2 separate regions of the Homo sapiens genome follow, and region 1 is linked to region 2. A link is an interaction called in ENCODE POLR2A ChIA-PET data of the cell type or tissue named here. Cell type or tissue: Panc1. All regions are shown on one strand. Each heading gives the region's core, and the rest is flanking DNA. Links, peaks and the distances in the headings are about the cores only.

What was found. Peaks named below come from ENCODE experiments on the same cell type or tissue, not always from the same donor. Only the 100,000 strongest peaks of a DNase experiment are listed, where the experiment ranks them.
Region 1: POLR2A ChIA-PET joins it to region 2 with 5 read pairs; 2 of 35 experiments call an interaction of 5 or more read pairs at or near these places.

What each region holds. Positions count from the first base shown.
Region 1 is chr1:64,844,358-64,849,357 of GRCh38, forward strand. JAK1 (Janus kinase 1) reads right to left here. Exons shown (of 25, transcript NM_002227.4): 13 at 3,175-3,318; 14 at 2,292-2,379; 15 at 1,156-1,283; 16 at 397-532. Among named protein-coding and RNA genes, the nearest start is that of RAVER2, 100 kb to the left of the region's middle. RefSeq lists enhancers at 1,927-2,428, 2,246-3,445. In Panc1, for the core only: no CTCF peak of the experiment used is centred there; no DNase peak of the experiment used is centred there.
Region 2 is chr1:64,905,026-64,918,126 of GRCh38, forward strand. The region is part of intron 1 of JAK1 (Janus kinase 1); the gene reads right to left. Among named protein-coding and RNA genes, the nearest start is that of JAK1, 55 kb to the right of the region's middle. RefSeq lists an enhancer at 10,881-11,175. In Panc1, for the core only: no CTCF peak of the experiment used is centred there; no DNase peak of the experiment used is centred there; H3K27ac peaks cover 1,865 bases.

The DNA.
Region 1 (5,000 bases), core at 1-5,000, 64 kb before region 2:
CTGTGCGGGGGGCCTGCAGGCGTGCAGCCCTCCAAGCCACCACCAGCACTTCTGATACATCAGTCTGGGTCACAGCCAGCAGATGGGTCCCTGCCTCCAAGCTCCCCAGGAGGGTCGTGTGAAGCCAGGCTTCTGAAGCCCTGGCCTTAGGATCAGCAAAACATCCCAGGGTGGGGGCCATCACCCAGGGCAGGAGGACGAACGGGGGCTCGTTCAAGGACTTAAGAGAAGGCAGGAGATCAAGACCATCCTGGCCAACATGGTGAAACCCCGTCTCTACTAAAATACAAAAAAAAAATGACTCTCTAAAAGGAGACCAACCCCAGCCCAGCCCTTCTCTCTGCTGACTTGCCCCTGACTCGGGGTGGGGCCAGAGGGAAGAGAGGGGAGACACACCTTGCCTAGACAGCACCGTAATGGGGATGCCGGGGTCACTGAGCTTGATGAATGGGCCACACTCACTGTCGATGCCCTCACGGGCCAGGAGGAGGTTTTTAGTACACACATTTCCATGGACCAGGTCTTTATCCTCCTGCAGAGTAAAAAGGTCAAGTTTAGCCAAGCTGCTCCTTCCCGCATTCTATTTCCAACCCTGGTCCCTCAGGTCATCTCTTCCTACCCCCAGCTACAGCCAGATCTGGACAGCCTGGCCCTGCTGCCAATCATCTGTGTGACTTAGGCACATCACAGGTGCCCCTTGGCTCCAGCTCCCTCATCACTGAATGTGGCTAAATAGTGGCACGTATCTCATTGGGCTTCGTGAGCATGATACTGATTAGAATCTGTGAAACGCCTGAACAGCTGACCCATGGTGAGCACTCCACACGTCAGCTACTAGATGCTGGCAGTTCACTCATTCACTCAACACGTACTGCACTGCTTTCAGCCTTGCCATCCATATGCTGCAGTATGCAAGTCGGCCCTCTGACGTGCTAACATTTCCCACTAAACAGAACTCATGTGAGCACAGGGAACGGCCCCAAACGACCATCTTCAGTAAGCACCAGGCACACCTTTGTTCAACCACAGAGCCCTGGCCCCATGGAACCCAAGGACAGGCCCCTCTAGCTGCTTGGCTAGCACCTCCTTCCTGCCACCCCTCCCAGGACACTCTGGTTTCTGGTGGGACCATTATGGACATCAGGACATTCTCACCAAGTAGCTCAGGGCACTGGCCAGCTGTTTGGCAACTTTGAATTTCCATGGTGTGGTAAGGACATCGCTTTTCCGGTGCATGAAGAGATCCAGAGGACCCCCTTCCACAAACTCTTCCACCATGATATCTGTAGGCATAAAAATAGCCATGTCTGGAACCTGGTCTGTGGCACGGTCCTCTCCTTCATCCCCTTACGACAGTCCACTTCAGTGGACACTACTCGGCCTCAGAGTACACAGATATCCTTGGGGGGTGCAATGGTGCAGGGGCTTCAGAGCTGGAAAGGCCAAGTTCAACCCCAAGCTCTTCTTCTAAACGGTGGCACTGAGCAAGTGACACTTCTCTGAGCCTCAATTCCCTCATCTGTAATAACAGATGGCGGCTAAATGTCACAAGGCCTGGAAAGCCTTGGCGGAGGGCCTGACACAGAGAACAAGGGCTCTGGGAACAACCGCCACCACTGCTGCTGTTCTACAACACACTGTGATGCAGAGGTCAGGCCGCTCACACGGCAAAACTTCCCTCTCAACAGGACTCCTGTGTGAGTACACGGAACAGCTCACATTGTTGGATTCCACAGGGAAGAAGTCACTTGGGGTTAAAAAAAAAATCGCTCTTCTTCCAAACTTACATGTCAGGAACTCAGAGGCCAAGGCCACCCCTCCATCTCAGTGTGCAGCAGCAGCCCAAGGGCCCACCGGCTCAGTGGCTTGACAACCAAGAAAGGGCCAAGCCTGCCTGTGGTTAAAATGGAAGCCAGTCCATTCGAGGAGCCAGCGTCTTGCTGCTTGTGGGGTGCGCTCACCTCGCTCACCTGCCCAGAGCTCCTTGGGCCTGACTCTTGTGGCCTTGACCTCATTTCACTCACCTCAGCCTCCCAGGTCTAGCACAGTGTAGGGTTCTTGGCCAGCGTTGACAAGAAAACATTACACAAATGAATGAAAAGCAATTGGTTTTAGTTCCACCTCCACTATTAACTTAAGCAAATGACCTGCTCAGTCCCTCAATCTCCTCAACTGCAAAAAGAAAGGCAAGAAGCCTGGGCAACGTGAGGGTGGGAAGAGCCTCCACCATCTCCACAGCACCCAAGCTCCCCAGCCAGGCCACCCACCCCTTTGAAAGAGAACACACTTACTCTCCACGTCGCGGACACAGACGCCATAGAGGTACACGATGTGTTTGTGGGAGACCTGTCTCATCATGCTGGCTGCCTCGAAGAAGGCCTGTGGGCGAGCAGGACATAGGAATGTCTCAGGCCAGCCTCCAGGGGGCTGCTCCCCAGGGGCTCTGTTGAGGGGAAAGCCAGTGGACCCAGGAAAGCTCACCACTGTCGCCACCCCAGGCCCTGAACATCAATCCTCTGGCCTTGGCTGTCCAGAGGCACTGCCAAGCCTTGTTCTCTGGGCCAACCTGGCAGGGATGTGAGGTTTATTTAGAAAACCTAACAGGATGCAGAGCAGGGCTGGTGGGAGAAGCTGGCTAAGAATTTTCCCACTGGATACTCATGCCCACCTCTCTCTCTTCCTTTCAGCTCTGGGAAATACCCATATTTAGCACTATGCTGGAACAAAGGGGAAATGAAGGCAGCCGATCTCTGCTCAAGATTTGACTGTGTCACTCTAATAGTCTGTAGAATCCTGGGTGAGTCCTTTTACTCCTCTGGGCTTTCGTTTTCCAGACTGTGTGGTGAGAGCCATGGACTGTATCAGGAACTTTGAACCATTTGGCCAGAGTCCTAGGGCTCCACAGCACAGCCACCTGGACCTGTCCTTAGGAAAGGTGGGGGTTGGGGGTGGAAGGGAGGGCACAGGCTGAGTGTGAGGAGCTGTTCAACCCACCTCACTTACTCTACATGCAGGGTCCACTAAGATCATATGTGGAGAAAAAAATTCTGAGTAAAAGGCAAGTTTGAAAACCACTGGGCCACAAGAAGGGCAAGGGTTCTTCTCAACCCATTGTGTTCCACTGGCTCCAGAAACGGGAGAGGGGAGGGGAGGAGTTCAGAGGAAGACACTTGCCAGGGAAATATCCCTGTGGCTGGGGTCTAAGACTTTGAGGATCACTTTTATCTTCTTCTCTTCAGAAGTTCCTTCGTCATCCTTGTAATCCATCAGGGTCCCAGAATAGATGTGTGTTCTCGTGCCTCTCCCAAGGTGCTCGCCCTGAGGGAAGAAGCAGAAGGCTGGGTGACCTCTCTGTGCCCTGAAGTGATGGACCGTCTGGGAATGGGTCCTCAATGGGAACATGGACTATCAATGGGATGGGGCAAAGGCAAGAGGGCTCCCTGCCCCAGCTCGTGGTCCCCAGGCCTCCAGAGAAAACAACAAGCTATTTGGCCAAACACAGTGGTGACATTTGCTGGGCCCCAGGAGACAGTCCTCCTACTCCCTAAACGGCTCCTTGCTTTCTACCCCTAGGAACAGCCTTTGGCCAAAACACAGTCCTAACATGTCAGGACACTGCAAACAGGGCCATCAACAGCCAGCCACATGGGTCCCACCCCAGGCCTCCAGAGAAGACTCAAGAGAGGAGCCCCCAGGCAGCTCCTCTACTCACAGGCTGTGCTACCCTGTGAAGAGGCTTGCAAATCCCAGCTCTACTACCCGCTGGCCATGTGACATGGGGGCAATCTCTGCCCACTTTCTGCAAATGGAGGTAATAATGGTACTGACCTCATAGGGCTGTGGTAAGAATCAAACCAGGAAACAGGGATGGAGGCTCCTGGTACAGACTCAGGCACACGGGGGGATGCGTAGAAACCCATCTGGTGGATCCATGTGTTATCTGAAGCCCTCTGGCACAGGTAGGCACAGTTTCTCACACTGGAACCATCTGTTTCCCATCCATTTATCCAGTGTGTGTGCTCATGTGTGTGCATGCACGCTAGGATTTAAAATTAGTGGTGCAAAGTACACCTGCATTTGCCCTGGCAACCTCACAGAGGAGATGGCAATGTGAAGATGAAGGTGGAGCCTGGGGTGATGTGTCCTGGATTTCCTGACATGTGAAAGGGAACAATACCCCCAGATGAGTGGCAGGAGGACTGAATGAGATGATCCGTGCAAAGCCCTAGCCATACCATGATCTATTTCTGAGGACCCTTCCAGTTCAAGTTGCAATAATTCTGCTTTTAAAATTCTTAATATTTGGAAATCGAAATGGGATTCACGAAACTTAGGCAATGTCAAGTTGTTGACATTAGCACCACAAAACTTGTAAACTGAAGATCCATTATTCTATTATTTGAGGACCCCCTGGAAATGCAGAAAAGGGACTGTCACTGATACCTAGGGAATCAGTCTTATCCCCCATAGGAACATACACCATTGTTAATCAGGTATATTAATTTGCACAAATGCCACCATTTGTTATCTGTCAGAGCCGAATGGCGATGCATCCACCCTGTCTGCTGTATCCTGGCAAGGTCTTTGGCTATTCATTAAAGCTGCATCTGTCATGAAGTGATCCATCAAGGTTATGGGAAGCTGTATTCCCAGAACATCCCGTAAAAGCCATATGCTTTCAGAATAATTGCTCTTCCCGTGGCCAAGTCATGACACCATGCTGTCAGGATTCTGCAGGGACCCACAAAGGCCCATATGGCCCACTTCATCCTCCTCTGATGCTGTTCCCTCCACCTTGCCTAGCTACTTGAGTTCATCCTCCAGGAGGAGACCCTGATTTTTTTTTTTCCCCAGACAGGGTCTCGCTCTAACACCTGGCGGGAGTGCAGCAGCACAATCATAGCTCACTGCAACCTCAAACTCCTGGCCTTATGCAATCCTTCCAACTCAGCCTCCTGAGTAGCTGGGACTACAGCTGCTTACCACTACACGCAGCTCAT
Region 2 (13,101 bases), core at 3,354-8,353:
TCACCTAGGGAACAGTGGAGGCCCCTTTCCTCAACTCCCTCCCAAATGATCCTCTGCCTTTATTTGCCTCGGCCTTCTTGTTTTTTCCCCTTCAACCCACTTGATCTTCCTGTTCTCATCCCACATCTTTCTGCAAGTCTTCTCTAGGAGCTGGCTACAGGGTCTTCCCAGAACAGAGCCCACAGTTCAGGAAACCCTGCCTCATCTCCAGTGCGAGGACGGTGACAGAGAAGGGGCAGAGCAGACTGAGATGAAACAAGTTCAAACAGCTTACGAAAACCTGGGAATCCAAGCAGATATCTGTCCACAAAAGCAGACAACGTCAACTGTATCCGATTCACATTTAGAATGCATACATGTTTTTATAAATGTACATAGCTCTACATATGTCAAATATCAGTGTTAAATTTTTTTAGTATGAGAATCCTGTTAAAGGTAATAGCTCATGGATCCTACTGCTATATATATTTCTGGACTAATAAAGAAAGAAATAATCGTATTGAAAGCAGATATTGTACAGTAGGCCCCCTGTAAAATTTCCCAAATACCCTCCCTGTCTTCACTCCCTTAAATCCCACATTTACACATCTACACATTGGGAACCTCTGCCATATAACAAATTTGCACGCACCTCACCCAATCCCATAAAATAGACTTTCAGAAGAAAAATCAAGTGAAAAAGTGATTTATCCATGTAACCTCCCTTACTCCTATATTTAGTCATGCAATTAAGCACTAAGTTGTTTTTGATGTGTGTTTATGTGTACCTATCTCACATGATCCCTACAAACAACCTAAATGAGGAAAAGAGGTCAGGTTCCAGCATTCTCATTCTCAGAGGCCAGAGGGAGCTCCCCCACTTCTCAGTCTCCAAATGTCGGTGGCCCAAGGACTCAGGCCTCAATCTTCACTTTTTCTCTATCTACTGAAGTGATCTCACCCTGTTGCATGGTTCAAATGCCACATGCATGCCAACAATGTCCAAATTTCTATCTCAGAACTCCGATCTCAAATATCCAACTACCTTGGGAGGCCAAGGTGAGTGGATCACTTGAGGTCAGGAGTTCAAGATCAGCCTGACCAACACAGTGAAACCCCATCTCTACTAAAAATACAAAATTAGCTGGGCGTGGTGGTGCATGCCTGTAATCCCAGTTACTTGGGAGGCTGAGGCAGCAGAATTGTTTGAACCTGGGAGGCGGGAGCTGCAGTAAGCCAAGACTACACCATTGCTCTCCAGCCTGGGCAACAAAAGCAAAACTCCATCTCAAAAAAGAAAAAAAAAAAAAAATCCCAACTACCTCTTCAGCATCTCTACTTGGAAGTTAACAGGCATCCAAACCATCATCTATATAAAAAGCAACCTGGAATTCCCACACCATCAACACACACCTCCTCCCTCCTCCCCAGCATTCACTCTCTCAGTAAATGCCAGTATTCACCATGTTGTAGAAGCAAAACCCCCCAGCAGTCAGTCTTGACACATCTTTCTCTCACATCCCACATCTAAACCATCACCAATTCTATCAGCTTTAGCTTCAAAATATGTCCCATATCCCACGATTTCTCGCCACCTACACTGCTACTACGCCATTCTCAGTCACTATCATTGTCTTAACATAAGCATCAAGAAGGCAGGGCTGTGACAGTTTTGTTGTATCTGCAGTGTATGACAGACAAAGCTCAATAAGTGGTGAGTGAATACATAAATATTGACACAGAGAGGTGATATGACTCATAGAGCAAGTAAATGGCAAAAGCCAGGTCTTGAACCCAGATCTTTAGAAATATAGGGAAGGACTGTTTCTGCTATTCCACACTACCTCTTAAAGCTTTAAAGGAAAAACGGAGGAGTGTATACTACTACCTTTCATGCCAGTGCATGTTTTTCTTTTTCCTTTTACCACTATCTACCCACTAAATGCACATACTCAAAACTCCTTGTCCAGCAGACTTCTCTTAACAGTGAGGAGAAGCACAAAAAAAAAAAAAAGAATATTTATGGATCCAAAGTACAGTAAACTTTCCAGTAATGCCTTTATAACTGGGTTTGTTTTGGTAAAACTGTATTTGTAAAAAGAGAAAAGATGATAGGGAGGGGAACAATTCAGATGCTTCCACAGCCTAATTCCAGTTCTGAAATGAAAATAACAGTACATGGGGTTGGAAGTGGAGGTGTTTCTAAGACATGGAGATGTATGCATACGTTCTATCTAAATATACTTACATATTCCTCCTGGCATCCTTTAGGGAGGAATAGCTATTAGAAAATGAAAAGGCTGGGTTCTGAAAGGTTTTGATTCTGAAAGAGAGAATAACATTGTTCTAGCACAATAAACTTCTGGGCTTTTCTCAGACCTACAGCAAAGTAGAATTTAGAAAAAGTGCTGGACCCGTTAAAGGCTCTGCCATAATAAATCCTTTCACCTCCCTGAGCCCAGGTTCAATAAGACATACAAATAAGATATGTTTGGACACACAGCGGGGAACATCACACACTGGGGCCAATTGGAGGGTGAAGGGTGGGAGGAGGGAGAGGATCAGGAAAAATAACTAATGGGTGCTAGGCTTAATACCTGGGTGATGAAATAATATGTACAACAAACATGCATGGCACAAGTTTACCTATATAACAAACCTGCACATGTACCCCTGAACTTAAAGTTAAAAAAAACAAGATGTGTTATGAGTGTACCCTCAGCCCTGACATGCCAGGATCTCCCTAATTTTATAGGTGGAGCCCCTGAAAGGACACAGAAGTTACCTCCAAGTGTAATAAAACACATACTACTGAAACGCACATGTCTCTTTACTATCAAGTAATATGGACTACTAAAAAGCAAAGTAGACCCAGCTCACACCAAAACTGTATTCATTAATTGAAATACAATTATGACTCTTAACTCTGTTATTCTCACTAGCCTAAACACTTTTAAATCATATTTTTCGAATATGGAACTTGAGACATGCTCACAAGTGTATAGAGCATTGTACCATCTGTCCAAAAATGAAACTGGTAAAGAAAAAAAAGTGACAAAGTAGACTACTGACCTCCTTAACAGACAGAACATTTCAGACACTTTAGGAATACCCATTTATCTCTAAATAGTATTGGTAATATAAAGAGAAGTCAAGTCAGTACTGCTCAGGTTAGAACTTTAATGCACTAATCACAAGTAATTCTTATCAAATTCTTAAACATTAAACCTCTATTAAGCCATATATAAGGCTTATAAGGCTAGTTTTTCTGGTACTTACTCTCACGGCAGTGACCCTCTCAAAATGATGCATCTATTCAGCTCTATCCTTATTCATCTCAACATGATATGGGGCTCTCTACTGAGCCACCATTTCCACTTGTGCCATTCCTTTTTACATATTCTACTGTGCAGCTTTCAATATGTTCAGGCAAGTCTTCCTTCTCATTTGTTCCAATTAGTAAAAGTTTTACTACGTAGATTGAAAAATATATATATTAATTATGTTTTACTTAAATTAGTGCTTTTGGGAGAAGGTCCCAAAAACCCCAGAGCAGAAGCAGATGGTTAAGTCTTCTATCTTGCCTAGTCTTCAGGTTTTTATTCCTTTTACTAGTAAAATAGTATTTGAATAATCTTAATCAGATATTCAAATTGCTGTATTTCAAGCTTGTTAAAATGGAAGCATATGCCCACAATTTTTAGAATATACTGTGTGTATGTTCATGGCAAACATACACACACACACACACACCCCTTGTTAAAATAAAGATTCAGTGTACACTGTATTTATGAATATAACCTCTATGCATAGGAGAAACTGTATAATTAGAGGCAGTCTTTCTCCAGCCCAGAAAGCAAGCGAATACTAAATTCCCAGGCCAGGTCCCAGGTCTCAGAAAGCTCTATCATCAAAAAGCCCAGACCCAAGAAAACACTACTGGCAATATAACAGACACAGATAAGTGGTTGCTGAGTGAAAGAATGAATGAATGAATGAACGAACGAACGAGCTAATTACAAAAAGACAGAAGAACTGAGATTCTACTGCTACTGCTATCTAGCATTATGCTAGCTATCCGCCACATTTTTATTTCTCCTTCCTACCAAACTATCTGGATGCAACGTAAGGCATTCCAATCAGATGTGATGTTTTCTTTTGTCTCCAAATTACTGCTTGGTATTTAATGGTGTATCTCTTTTCCTAGTTTTCGGGAAGCTTGTTAGCAGCAGTTGCTGCTCACAAGAGCTGCTGACAGGGAAGCTGGCACGTGCACCCCATCTGGGCCGTGGTGAAAGAGGGGCTCAGAGGCAAGCACAGCTGAAAGCAGGTGGGGGCGAAATAGCGTTTAGTAGAGGGGAGCAGATGATGTGGAAAGGAAACTAGCTTGTGATCAAAGGTTTTAGGATGGAGGGGAGAAGAGGACAAGACAAGGAAAAAAGGATAGCTGGGAAAAATGACAAAGAAACAGAAAGAGATGGAGGGAGAGACAGTGTCACAAGAATTATTCAGAGAAAAGAAAACAGATCTTCTAGGCCAGGCACAGTGGCTCCCGCTTGTAATCCCAGCACTTTGGAAGGATGAGGCAAGAGGATCTCTTGAGGCCAGGAGTTCAAGACCAGCCTAGGCAACATAGTGAAACCCCCTCTCTCCAAAAAAAAAAAAAAAATTTAGCCAGGTGTGGTGGCACATGCCTGTAGTCCCAGCTACTTGGGAGGCTGAAGTGGGAGGATCACCTGAGCCTGGGAGGTCGAGGCTGCAATGAGCTGTGACAGCACCTCTGCACTCCAGCCTGGACAACAGTGAGACCATCACACAAAAAAATAAGACAGGGTCTCAAAAAAATAAGACAGGCGCTTGCTCTTATTCCCACCTGCATACACTAAGTGTTACCAATCATTTGTCCAAGAGGTTAATAGGCAACATATGGAGGTAATTTGCTCTCTTTAGCCCTGTTCTGGTGGGAGGTGACCTCCTCAGTGGGATGGTAGACCAGAGTATATTCTTTATTGACTCTCAGGCAGTATAGGTCTCTGTACCACAAAAGCTTGTGCCTTCTAAATTTCAAACAATTTCATGAAAATAATGTTGAAACTATGATACCATCTTTATATTCGTTATTTATTTAATCTTTAACTTAACCCACAAGATTCCAAGGCAGTTTATAAGAACACATTGAATAAAACAGAAATACGTATTTTTAAAATCCAGGACTAAGGAGATTGTAATACGGGACAAAAAGTCAAGGCTAGTGGAAAGTTATTTGTAGTCTACTGCTTTCCACATAGACATTAAGGATGGGCTACGAATTTGGCTTTGAGTTTCCTAGGGGTCAAAAAAAAAGCAGGGGAGAAACATGATCAAATGCATTGCTCTCGTTGTCAAAAAAGGGAAAAGAAAATGTTATTTGAGGAATGAAAAGTTTTTCTGATGGTAGTTCTTAAATTTCTCCGGGGGAAGAGGGAGATTTGAAATTTCATCTAGAGCTTTTGTGGTCTTCCCAATTACTTTGAAGAGTTAACGCTGTACTTAGAAATATCAACATATGGCCAGGTGTGGTGGCTCACGCCTGGAATCCCAGCACTTTGGGAGGCTAAGGCGGGCTGATCACTTGAGGTCAGGAGTTCGTGACCAGCCTGGCCAACATGGCGAAACCTTGTCTCTACTGAAAATACAAAAATTAGCCAGGCATGGTGGCGAGCGCCTGTAGTCCCAGCTACTGAGATTACAGTAGGAGACTGACGCAGGAGAATAGTTTGAACCTGGGAGGCAGAGGTTGCACTGAGTCGAGATTGCGCCACTGCACTCCAGCCTGGATGACAAAGCAAGACTCTGTCTCAAAAAAAAAAAAAAAAAAAATCAACATAGGGCATTTAGATTCCAAAACACCAAGTCAGAACATCAGCAAACAAACTGTACTCTTCATTTTTAGTGTACTTCCACAAAGCCATTTCCCGCTGGGGTTCCTCTGTCCTCTGCCTGCACTTCAAATTTACTTTCTTAAGATGCACCAACCAAAATGGGCAATTAGAATGTTTAAAATGCTAATACCATGATAAACAAGAAAATTATTCAGGAGTGAAAAAAAAAAACAATTATTATCTACTGACCAATGTAGTTGGAGAGATGAAATTCACATAAAATTGAAGAAAACTACCAGAAAGCATCTAAGAAATACTTATTTGGTGAGGGATTTGGGGCCACAGGAATGAGGCCAGAAAACCTTCCTACTTCGAAAGATTAATAGTAAACAATAGATGGGTGTTATGAATACAGGGTGACCATATAATTTATCAGCCAAACTGGGATACCTGAGAGTTAAAGAGTGTGCTATCAATAATTATACCCAACAACAGGTGTAAACTGGGGCTGCCCCAGGCAAACAGAGACATATGGTCACTCTCTGTGTTCATCACAGCTTTACATTCCTATCACATACATGTCCTCATTACACCCCCAACAATATCATGCCGGATAGAGGCCAATAACATTGTCTCCGTTTTACAGATATGTAAATACATGCCAAAAAGATGACTGAAGTAACTAACTCAGGTTTTGCAAAGAGAAGTATCTGAGCTGAGACTCCACGCAGGTCTACTGACTCCTAACCCAATGCCCTTCCATTAAATCATCTAAGTAATGACCTGGACCCAGTCAAGTATCCATGATATGCACCTAGCTAAGTTCTTTCTCCTTTCCAGTAAGAGCAATAAAAGTTGAAAACATTTTCAAATGTCAGGAGAAAATATCTACCTTTCAGTTTTAAATCCAAGCATAGCTAGGTTCATATTTTGATTATTTTACATTTCTAACAGGACTTTGTTCCTGATTTCACAATTTTCTGTTATTTCATTTCAAATGATCTAAATATAGGCAAGGATCCTAGACAACAACAACACAGATTCATGACAGGCTTAAATTCAAAACTCTCATAAAATTTAATTCCATTAATTCAGGCTCTCCAATAATCTTCCTCTGTTTTCTGACCCCTATGTCATCATCTGCCTTACATTAAATAGCAAATGATCAGGAAATGCTTTACAGAATTATTAGGTAATAAATGGTCACTCCATCGAGTAATTCTCAAACCCAGCTGTGTATCAGAATTACCTGGGAGCTTTTTAAAAATATATGAATTCCAATCCTTACCCTACATCCATCAGGGTCTCCGAGGCTGGAACCCAGAGTAGACAATTTTTTGAACTCTCCAGGTGATTCTGAGGCCCATCTGTTCTAATGTCAATCCAAATCTGACCCACCCAAGATTTCCAAGGTAGACACAGCTAGCCCCTGACTCACTAGCAACCACAGTTATGTCATTCTACTCTCTCCTTTGCAACCCACACATGATTTCTTCTTACTGATTTTCTTTTTCCATCCTCTACAGTGCAGTAGCATCCTGCATTGACAGGCAGTTAAGGGCATACACATTGCAATCAGAAAGCTGTGGGGCAGATCCTAGTCACTCCTTTCAAGACCATAACCAACGTCTTCTAAACTAGTCTATGTCAAAAGATAGTAATGGTCACGATCATAACACCAATAATAAAAGCTGATATTTGCTAAGCACTTACTATGCCACTAACAATGCTAATCACTCTACATGAATGATCTCAATTGCCACATTAACCCTGTAAAGCAGGACTACTCTCATCCCCATTTTACATTCCGGGAGAACTTTGCCAAGGTCATACTGCTGGGAAGCGGCAGAACAACAAAAAAAGGTCCATTTCTGAAAGGTAAACCACTTCTTGTAAAAGTACTTCTAAAAGGAATCAGCAGTCCTTCTGGAACATGAAACATTTAGGCTTTGAAGATGCATCAAAGGTAATTTTTTCCAGTGTGTGATTTGGGGCTTTGCTGATTGGCTGGCTGGAAAGAAACTGGATTCAATGTTTCAAATGCAACCTCATACCCCAAATATTTATTACTCTCTAGCTGTTCCACTGGATAAGGTAAAATGAGCTTCCACTTAGATCTGTTTAATTGGTAGGGTGGCCATATACATATAAAAATTATATATAAGTTTTTTTGAGACAGGTCTCACTCTGTCACCCAAGCTGGAGTGCAGTGGCACAATCTTGGCTCACTGCAATCTTGGCCTCCCAGGCTCAATGCTGAATCCTCCCACCTCAACGTCCAGAATAGCCGAGACTACAGGCGTGCACACCATCACGCCTGGCTAATTTTTCTATTTTTTTGTAGAGACAGGGTCTCGCCTTATTGCCCAGGCTGGGGTGTCCATATAATTTACTGTACCAACTAGGAGATATTAAAACATCAGGAACTATTCATAACTATGCTGGGAAAATAGGAATAGGCATATACTGGAACATATGACCACCCTACTGACAGCAGAATTCAAAGACAATAAATGGCAAGTGAACTGCCATGGACTCACTCAACACCATGGCTCAATTTCACTCAATAAATAATTTTTGTGTGCCTACAATGTGCCAGCCTCTGTGCTAGAAATTGGTCATACAATGATAATAATTCCTATGAACCAGACACTAATAGAACTGACTAATCATTCAATAGTTACAACATGATAAGCTTCGTATTAAGGAGAAAAATCAAACTGCAGAATAATACATATGGCAAGATTCCATTTGGGAGGGAGGGAGGGAGGAAGGGAGGAAGGAAGGAAAGAAGGAAGGAAGGAAGGAAGGAAGGAAGGAAGGAAGGAAGGAAGGAAAGAAGGGAGGGAGGGAGGGAGGGAGGGAGGGAGGAATTGAAAGGAAGTGTGTGGGAGCAAAAATAATCTTCTAACTCCATATAAGGGTGGATCAGACGAGGTTTCACAGAGAATGTCCTGGGGCTGGGATTTGCAGAAAAATAGATATTAAATAACAGAAATAGGTGGGACTGGAGATAGCACATTTCTGGCAGAAATAAGAGCACAAGTTTGAGAGCATGTAGTGGTCCTTTCACAAAGTGCACATTGGTGCACTGGAGGGTGCGTTGGGGGGTGAGTGGCCAGACATGGGGCTACAGCAGTGGACAGAGGCAGGCGTGGTCAACCCTCTAGACCATGCTGAGTAGCCAAGACTCTACAATGCAGGTTAGAGGAGGCCAGTGATTGTTGATTTTGAGAAAGACCAATGTCAGGTCATTTTGAGAGCAGCTGACAGAAGGCAGAGACCAGCAGTTTGGAAGCAACTGCAATGGTCCAAATAAAAGATGATGTTGAACCAAACACTATGAATCCCCTACCTCAGACAAGGGGCCAGGCACTAGGGATTCAAAAATAAACACGATCTACTCGCTGCCTTATGGAAAGTGAGGTTAAATGAAGAGGGAACAATTTTAATATAAGAGAATGACCATAGATGCTTCAAATAAAAGGTTTAAGTTAAACAATGGAATGCTTCTGACTCTAAACACTTTGAGAACTGCTAAAGAAAAAGCTAACACAAAGTTTAGAGGTTGTAAAGTCCCAAAACAACGAAATAAACAGCTGAGGAGAAAAGAACCTTTCTGAGACAGAACTATCCAAGGCTGACCTCTTTTATTAAGTGGTTGTAAGGATAACTGGGAAGTATCTGGGCAAATACATGGTTTTGTTTTGTTTTTTTGAGACAGAGTCTCATCTGTCACCCAGGCTGGAGCGCAGTGGCGTGATCTCAGCTCACTGCAACCTCTGCCTCTGGGGTTCAAGTGATTCTCCTGCCTCAGTCTCCTGAGTAGCTGGGATTACAGGTGTGCACCACCATGCCCGGCTAATTTTTGTATTTTTAGTAGAGATGGGGTTTCACCATGTTGGCCAGGCTGGTCTTGAACTCCTGACCTCAAGTGATCCACCCATCTCTGCCTCCCAAAGTGCTAGGATTACAGGCATGAGCCACTGTGCCCAGCCAAACACATGGTATTTAAAACACAACTATAACTATAGTATTGCAACTTGGGGAACGTGTGATGGGTGGGTCTTTCCTCAATACAAGATAAGGCACAACACTATTTAATAAAAAAAGCTCTCTGATTTTTTAAGTCTGATCCAACTTCAAATCCCACTTACTAGCTATGTGACCTTGAGTCAATTATTTTACCTGCCTCTCTTCACTATAAAATGAGAATAACCACATATATACCTTATAGGATTGTGAAGGTAAATGAGGCAGGATTCCCAGCTAAAATGGCAGATTGAACAGAAATACCCAATTTCACTCCCTTCTGAAACTCCACTAAAATATAGTACATATTTTTAAAATATATAAAGTAGTATAATAAATACAGCATGGCTTTTCTGTTTAAGACCAAATTCACAAATATGTAAGGGGAAAAGAAGAGGAGAAAACTACAACTTTGGAAACTGGAAAGTAGTTGGATATGTAAAAAAAAAATTGACTTCGATAATCCACAAATACTGAATCCCAAGCTGACAATGGCAAAAGCTGATAACCAAATTAACGTATACCACAGAAGTCTCCAAAGTCACAGGAACTGGAAGGAAGCACCAGTAACTGGGGTGAAGAAAGAGGGCCAGAGAAAGGTGTTTGAGAAAAAGAATCCCGTTGGCCACTCCTCTGCCCCAGCAAAAGTCTAGACCAGCACTGTCCAGTAAAATGGTCCACAATAATGGAAACGTTTTGTATCTGTGCTGTGTCCAGTACGGCAGCCAGTCACATGTGGCTACCAGGCATTTAAAAGATGGCTACTGTAACTGAGAAACCGATTTCTTAATTTTATTAAATGTTAATTTAAATTTAAGTGGCTACCATGTGGCTAGTGACTATTTTATTATAAGGAAACACATATCTAGAGGTTTAGTTTCTGGAAAGGATAAGACAAAGGGTCCTGTAACTAGAGATGTCAGGTGAAGCATGGGAACCTCTGGGCACGCAGAAAGACGGCATCTGCACACATGCTGAGTGCTGGGGGCCAGGATGCTACAGCCTTCACCCTCTTCCCTGCAGCTCCAGAAATGCTGGCAGCCAGTCCCTAGCCCTCCAGGTGAGAGACTGGAATACTGTCTTCTGAGGAATGTGACCATCTCACCAGGACTGACCTAAAGACACAGAGGCTGGGAGTTCCCCAATGAATGGCTCACTCTTAGTGACGTTCAAAGTTCACAAGCCCGAGGCACATGCTCAGCCTTCCTCCAAGTTTAATCATAAACAAACAGCCAAGGTAAACATATGTCTGAGGAAAGCCTCTAATGCAGACATGGAGATAGAAAAAAGCAACTCAGAGAAAACATTACACAGAGAGAAAACTTTAAAAATTAATGTCTTCAGAAAGATAAAAGAATACCTTTTATTTGTGAATCAAGAATAAAATGTTTCTTTTTTAAAGTAACATTTCAGAGAAAAAAGGAGCTCTCGAATATTAAAAAGATAATAACAGAAATGAAAACACAGCTGGGAAAGGGCCCTACGGAACTTCTAGGTTGATAGAAATGTTCTATATTTTGTTTAGGGTGGTAACTGCACAAGCCTATATGATTGTCAAAACAGCCAAAGGAACACTTAGCATTGATAAGCTTTGCTGTAGGTAAATAATATCTTAATTTTCAAAAGCTAAAAAGGTTGGAAGATAATGTTTAGGAAAAGGCCAGGCGCAGTGGCTCATGACTATAATCCCAGCATTTTGGGAGGCTGAGGCAGGGGGATCTCTTGAGGTCTGGAGTTCAAGATCACCCTGACCAACATAGTGAAACCCTGTCTCTGCTAAAAATACAAAAATTAGCCAGGTGTGGTGGCATGCATCTGTAGTCCCAGCTACTGAGGAGGCTGAGGTGGGAGAATCGCTTGAACCGGGAGGCAGAGGTTGCAGTGAGCCGAGATTCTGCCGCTGAACTCCATCCAGCCTGGGTGACAGAGTGAGACCCTTTCTCAAAAAAAAAAAAAAAAGTTTAGGAAATAGGTTAGAAAAGAACAGTTTGAAAATAGGAGAAAAGAGATAAGAAAATTAAAGGGGGCAATCCAGACAGTCACATGTCTGAATTCCTAAAGAAAAGACAAAGAAAGTGGAGGGGAGAAAATCATCAGCAAAACCATTTGAGAAAGATTTCCCAGAACCAAAGGCTACCAGTTGCCAGGTTGGAAAGGCCCATCAAAACAATGGAGAAAAAGACCTGTTTGGGGCATTCCTGGGAAATTTCATAACATTGGAAACAAGGGTCTATAAAGCTTCCAAAAGAGAATAAAACAGGCTACATTCAAAAGATCAAAAATTGAGAATATTCTCAGGCTTTTTAACAGCTGCACCAAGGAAAGAGACAGGCACCCAATGCCTGCAAAATTCTGAAGGGAAACAACTTCCAACCCAGAAGTCTATAACCAGCCAAATTATCAACGAAGTATGAAGGAAGAATCAAGATACAGTTAGACATCAAAGATCTCAAAAAACAAACTGCTATGCATCCTTCTGAAAATAACAGGAGACAGGCTCCAACACAGGAAATAAAGATTAAACAAAGAGGAAGTGAAGGGAACTCCCAGGAGCACAGAACAGAGCGGTCTCAACACAAAAGCTGTGGCCAGCCTCAGAGGATGACCAATCCCCATGTGAGCAGGGCAACTTGAGGGATACTTATGTTGAGGGCAGTCACTGCCAAGATCCCCGTAGACTGCATTGAGGGTAGAATGCCTGGGTGAGCCTGGACCAAATTCCTAATGGAATTTGGTTTTTCTTAATCATGCACTGATGAAATTCCTGTTCCCCTGCTGTGTCCTGCTGCCTGAATCAGCAGAAGACTATTTCACCCCGCAGAAGTATTCCATTTGGCCTATTCCTGAGAGCTGGACATAAGCCAGGGTGGAGCAGCACATTCCTCTTGACTCCACTCCTCCCAGGCTCCCAACAGCTGGGCCCACTGCAGTCTTCTAGGTACCTCCAACTATGAGAAGCCCTGTTTCCCACAACTCATTCATGATCTTTTCCACTGACTTTCCCAAAAGGGTCCCTGCAACCTCTCAACTCTGGATCCAGACTTGACCCAGAGTTTCTGTTCAGACACAGGGGTAATGAATTCAACCAGAGACCATGAAGCTCTTCTCCTGGGAGCCTTCATCTAGAGATGGCATCACTGCCCTTTCCTTATACACCTAGGTTTATGCTTGCTCTGGGGACATATACACTGGTAGAAAGGGCATGATTAATACCAAAGTGGGGGTGACT